Regions from separate parts of the Homo sapiens genome. Here region 1 is linked to region 2. Evidence: read pairs that join two places in POLR2A ChIA-PET (ENCODE). Cell type or tissue: PC-9. All regions are shown on one strand. Links, peaks and the distances in the headings refer to the core of each region. The heading gives the core; the rest is flanking DNA.

Evidence for each region. ChIA-PET counts read pairs that join two places held together with the same protein. Peaks named below come from ENCODE experiments on the same cell type or tissue, not always from the same donor. Only the 100,000 strongest peaks of a DNase experiment are listed, where the experiment ranks them.
Region 1: POLR2A ChIA-PET joins it to region 2 with 7 read pairs; 1 of 35 experiments calls an interaction of 5 or more read pairs at or near these places.

The regions. Positions count from the first base shown.
Region 1 is chr2:223,813,695-223,816,619 of GRCh38, forward strand. All of the region lies in intron 1 of AP1S3 (adaptor related protein complex 1 subunit sigma 3), which reads right to left. Among named protein-coding and RNA genes, the nearest start is that of AP1S3, 22 kb to the right of the region's middle. In PC-9, for the core only: no CTCF peak of the experiment used is centred there; a DNase peak (open chromatin) is centred at 1,657; H3K4me3 peaks cover 619 bases; H3K27ac peaks cover 2,321 bases.
Region 2 is chr2:222,877,863-222,880,787 of GRCh38, forward strand. All of the region lies in intron 1 of ACSL3 (acyl-CoA synthetase long chain family member 3), which reads left to right. Among named protein-coding and RNA genes, the nearest start is that of ACSL3, 18 kb to the left of the region's middle. In PC-9, for the core only: no CTCF peak of the experiment used is centred there; DNase peaks (open chromatin) are centred at 629, 1,189 and 1,619; H3K4me3 peaks cover 715 bases; H3K27ac peaks cover 2,486 bases.

The sequences.
Region 1 (2,925 bases), core at 167-2,666, 940 kb after region 2:
AAAGTTGAACACCAGTGTATGGGATAGCAAAGACAAACAAATCATCCTCAGAATAGAAGGTAGTTCCTTGAGTGAAAGAGGTAAGAAGGGAGGGGCAGCCCTCACATCCACAAAGGGTCCCATGCTTAGAATCATGGCCTTATTTAGGCTGTCACAGAGAAACCCCAATGAGGCCAAAAGACAGAGACGTCCTTTATACATCAATAAGCACATGTCCTATTCCAAGCTTAAGCTCCTGGCATGCACAGTGAGTGGACCCATGCATCTTTACAAATCCTTAAAACATTCTGCAGAAGGCAAAATGAAAGTACCCAGTATTTTATAAATGACACATTCATTAACTTGTTAAGCACAAGCCTTTAAAATGTGCCACCAACTAGCGTCAGATGTGCCCCAATATTTATAACCTTGTTTCCACACTACCTTCATTTTTTAACATACCAGTGGCTTCCGAAAATGGAAGTGGCAGGAGCTTTCCAACCCTGAGTGGCCCTAACCTTCTGTGACTCTGGGAGAAAGACTTCAAGAAGCAAGTAAGAGAAAAAACAGTGGGAAGAGGCCTCAGTGGATACGGCTGGCATCACTAGGTATCTCACACTCTGTTCTTTGTTTTCTGTGTTAACAATGGGACGTGGCTGTTCTCTGCCTTTCACGTTCTGTTCTGCCCCATCTAGTTCATAGCCGGCAGCCTCAGCAAAGACCATGTCCACTACAAGAAGTTAAATAAAGCGGCAAAAATGACAAGGGGTTGGCCTTTCTGCTTCTCAGGCATCACCTAATTCTGAAATCAAATGTACTTGAAAGGTAACATTTAGACCATTCCTGGCCCTCCAGGACAAAGTAATCAGGGATTTGAACATGGGGCTAGTTTTCCAAAGACCCTAACAAACTTCACAAACGAAATTCTCACTGGTCACATGAACATCCACTATTTACAAAACATTCTCATTTCAAATATAGAAACTACTTAGTTACACTTCAATCAAAATGAGGTTTGCACATTAAACTAAAAAATATGACAGGCGTTCTAAGACTATACAGGAGATTTCAGGCTGACAATAAGAACTAAGACTCAATGTTTATTTATTTTTCTTTAATTTGAAACAGGGTCTTACTCTGTCACCCAGGCTGGTGTACAATGGCACGATCACAGCTCACTGCAGCCTCAACCTCCTGGGCTCAGGAGATCCTCCTGCCTTAGCCTCCCAAGTAGCTGGGACCACAGGTACACACTATCACTCCGGGCTAATTCTTTTATCTGTAGAAAGGGGTGTCTCACTATGTTGCCAGGCTGGTCTTGAACTCCTGGGCTCAAGCAATTTTCCTGCCTTGGCCTCCCAAAGTGCTGGGATTATAGGCATGAGCCAGTGCACCTGGCCCCAATCTTTATTTTAAATAAATGTGATTTAGTATTTGACTTAGACTTTCGATTGATTTTACCAATAGGGTGACAGAGTTAGCAAAACAATACCACTGATTCTGAAAATAAATGTCAATGTGCCATAAACCATGTTGGAAAAATCTTTGAGTACTTTTTGGCATCAAACCAAGAACACAGTCATCAGTTCTCCTTGCTTGGTAAATTTTAGTCATGGGCTGTAGTCTATGACACATCTTTGAGAGGCAGACTTTGAAGGAGCTAATGCTGGCAGAAACCAACCAGGGTTGATTTTGGATGCAATCCAAGGAAAGCAGAAAGATCAGGTTAATTAATTCCAGTCAGCCCTAAGTAATGATTCTTTAGGGTCTGACCCAACTCTCAAAACAAAAATCACTTTCCCTCCCAAGTTTACGAGCCACCTTCAAATTCCTGAGGACTGCGGTACTAACCAACCTAAAATGAATGCATGCATAGATTTGTAAAGCCAACCAAACTTGTGAACCCTGAAAAACTAAGGTAATCAGTCTTAGTTTCCTAATAAATATAAAAGTGTTTTAATTCCACAGCAAATAATCCAAGCATATAAACTGTTCTTATGCATACAGTACTCTGTATTCCACAGAATATAATACAGTTTTTAAGCCCTCACTTAACTTCAGCAATAGATTCTTGAAAACTGCAACTTTAAGCAAAACAACATACTATGTAACAAAACTAATTTTGCCACAGGCTAATTGATAGAAACAAGAGTCAGGGACAGGCAGTGGCTCAGGTCTCTAATACTAGCACTACGGGAGGCTAAGGGAGGAAGACAGCTTGAGCCCAGGAGTTCGAGACCAGCCTGGGCAACACAGTGAAACCACATCTGTACAAAAAATACAAAAATTATCTGGGTATGGTGGCATATGCCTGTGGTCCCAGCTACTCAGGAGGCTGAAGTGGGAGGATCATTTGAGCCTGGGAGGCTGAGGCTGCAGTGAGCCGTGATCATGCCACTGCGCTCCAGCCTGGACACTAAAGGAAGACCTCTTAAAAATAGAAAGTCAAGTTCCTTTCTTCAAGTTCCACGGGCATACAGCGTGTCATTTTGCTTAAAGACACAGTTTCTAAGAACATATCAACAGTGTTAAGTGAGGACTTACCGTACTACTTTATCACCAGTTGGGTTAATTGGTTAAAAGAGGAATGCAATATAATTTATTTGATGATAAACCGCTATGACAGATAGTGGGCAATTATTCCTTCCTTCCTCCCCCATGCTTCTGAAAAAAAAAAAACTACTTCAACTGGTCACTTGCCAAAAACAAACGAAGAGATCAAACGGTCTTTTTAAGCAAAGCCAGGTTTCCGGGCCATGAACACGTAGCTTTGCTAAGAGAAGCATGAAATGTGAGTAGCCACAAACCTTAACAATCACGAGAACCAACAGCAAGGAACAGATAGCAAGTATTCACAGGAGACCGTGGATAGGGTCCCATAATACCTATGTCAATGACTGAGCCCAAAGGCTAGTAAGTGGCAGGGAGAGATTCTAATAAGATCAG
Region 2 (2,925 bases), core at 109-2,608:
GGCATGTTAATTATAGGTGATCACAGTTTTTGTTTCTTGTTATTAATTTCAAATAGCTTTATGAAATAATTATATTTGCTGTCTTTCTTAGATAAGTCAAGAACATAATGTGTTTCTTTTGAGCTCCTTCAGGGAGAGTAAGTTTAATTTATTCTTCCACTAGAAAGAAAGATACTGTGCTTTATTCACTGCTGCACACCCAGTGCCCAGCGTATAGGAGACACTCACATTTGTTGAATGAATGAATCAGTCTCTGCATCCCTGCCACCTAGCACAGTAATGGACATGAGATACTGAGTAAGCATTTATTAAATTGAGTTGAAAGATTTGAATATATTACCAGAAAATTTTTGGAAGGCCAAAAATCTCATATCAGAATGACCAGTATATACTTATTAATGGAAGCTCAGGAATTCCTGAAGAATAGCTTTTCTGTTGGTAAATATGTACTAACTGGTTGAGTAATATATGCTAATGTAATTTAAAAAATTATGTGATTGTGAAGGCAGGAAAGCGATGGATTGTTTCAGGCCAGGCCCACTGCTTGCTGTACTTTAATGTCATTGCTGCTTATCGCCTTCTCTGCAGCCTTGTTGACACTCCTGACAACAAGTGTTTGTCTTTGGCTTCTAGGGCACTGTTTCCTGTTCCTTTACCTTTCTTGTTGGTTCTTCTGGCATCTGCCCTTAATCCTTTATCCTACAATTGAATATACTGTTTCTGAGGAATTCTGTGTTCTATGAATAGAGTCAATGATGACTGTGACCTCTGCATCTTCAGCTGTTTGGAGCCCCAGCCCTGTATTTCTAACAATATAGTGAATCTCTCTTCTGGTCTTTCCCACAAACTTAACATCCAGCCCTATATTTATGCGCTCATATTTGTGTCTGTTCTTCTTGTATTCCTCGTTACACGCCACCATTCTTTCATTCTGGAAATGTAGACTTTAATTTTCAGAGCCCTTACTCTATACATCCTACCTGACAGGTCCTACTAATTTTACCTCAGAGAAGCCTGTACAGTTGGTCCTGTTTCTTCTGTGTCTACTGCCTTAAATTCTGCACTTCATCACTTGGGCTGTGGTAATAACCACATACCTGGAATCCCTTTCGGTTTATTTTCTGTGTTGACCCAAGTAATCATTCTTAAAAAAAACAACAACACACATTTAGGACTGGGAACAGTGACTCACACCTGTAATTTCGACACTTTGGGAGGCCAAGGCGGGTGGATCACCTGAGGTCAGGAGTTCAAGACTATCCTGGTCAACATGGGTGAAACCCTGTCTCTACAAAAAATACCAAAATTAGCCGGGCATGGTGGCGGGCGCTTGTAATCCCAGCTACGTGGGAGGCTGAGGCAGGAGAATTGCTGGAACCCAGGAGGTGGAGATTGCAGTGAGCCTAGATGGTGCCACTATACTCCAGCCTGGGGGACAGAGCGAGACTGTCTCAAAAAAATAAAATAAAATAAAAAACAAATTTAGTTAAATGCTTTACTTGAAAACCGATCTCATGCTATCTACAACATTTTCATTGCTAACTCCCCCCATATATTTCCTGTGTTCCAGCGATCTCAGGCTACTTGTGATTACTCACTGTATGCTCACCCATGCCTCCCTGTTAGGCAGGAGTGAAGGAGGAATAAGAGCCTGGAGGGATTTATTCAGCTTTGTCTGTGGGTAATTATACTCATCCTGCATCTTGAAAGATGAGTTTATTTTGACAGTCCTCTTAGCTGCTTCTGTCTCTCTCCAATTCCATACCCCATTCCAAGTTTTGGACAGAAGAGTATGATTGGACCAGCACATTCATGTTTTTGATACAGGCTTCACTGGTCACAGGTCTGCTGGATACCTGTGGATGCACACATTTGCCGTAGTCTGCGGTGTTGGAGATGGGGACAGAACAGTATCACATATGTGAAACAGAGCCAGTGCTTCCCTTCCCAACAGTCGTAGGCCAGGCAATGTGGACTGTGGGTTGACATCACTGGAGACTGTTTCAGAATCAGAATAAAGACCAATAATAAACCTTTTTTTTTTTTTTCTATTTATGGAATATGGGAGCTGTGGAAGAGAGGTATTACTAGGCTGGTTGTTTGCTTCAGGGATCTGCTTCTCATCTTTCCAGGACTTAATTCAGCTACTACCTCTGTTAAAATTTTTCTTTGATGCTGTGCAACTTACTGAATAAGATTTTACCTGCTGATCTGTGATGTCACTATTGCCATATACAAAAGTCCCATGACTATTTCTGGTTTTAAAATTCTGTATTAACAATTCGTGTTTTGATATGGAATAGGGCAAATATGCATTAAATATGCTGTTTCTCAAAGTTTTTTCTTCTAGATAAATGTTAGAATTAATATATCACATAAGCATACAAAACAAACACGTAAGAAAAATCCTAGTAGGATTTTCATTGGGATTGCATTTGGTTTATGGGTTAATTTTGGCAGAATTACATTTATCCTTTCTACTCAGGAGCAAGTCTGTCTTTTCATATATTCAGGGTTTTTTTGTGTGTGTCTATCAGTAGCATTTTACATACACAGACACCCATATGTAAATATGAATGTTATATTACATGAAGTATTTTAAACTTGCGTTTGCTATTGTGACTATATTTCCGTTTCAATTTCTAACTGGTGATTAATAATATATAAAAAAACTGTCAATTTTTGGCCGGGCGCGGTGGCTCATGCCTGTAATCCCAGCACTTTGGGAGGCCAAGGTGGGCGGATCACGAGATCAGGAGATCAAGACCATCCTGGCTAACACGGTGAAACCCTGTCTCTACTAAAAATAAAAAAAAAATTAGCCAGGCGTGGTGGTGGGTGCCTGGAGTCCCAGCTACTCAGGAGGCTGAGACAGGAGAATGGCGTGAACCCGGGAGGCGGAGCTTACAGTGAGCAGAGTTCACG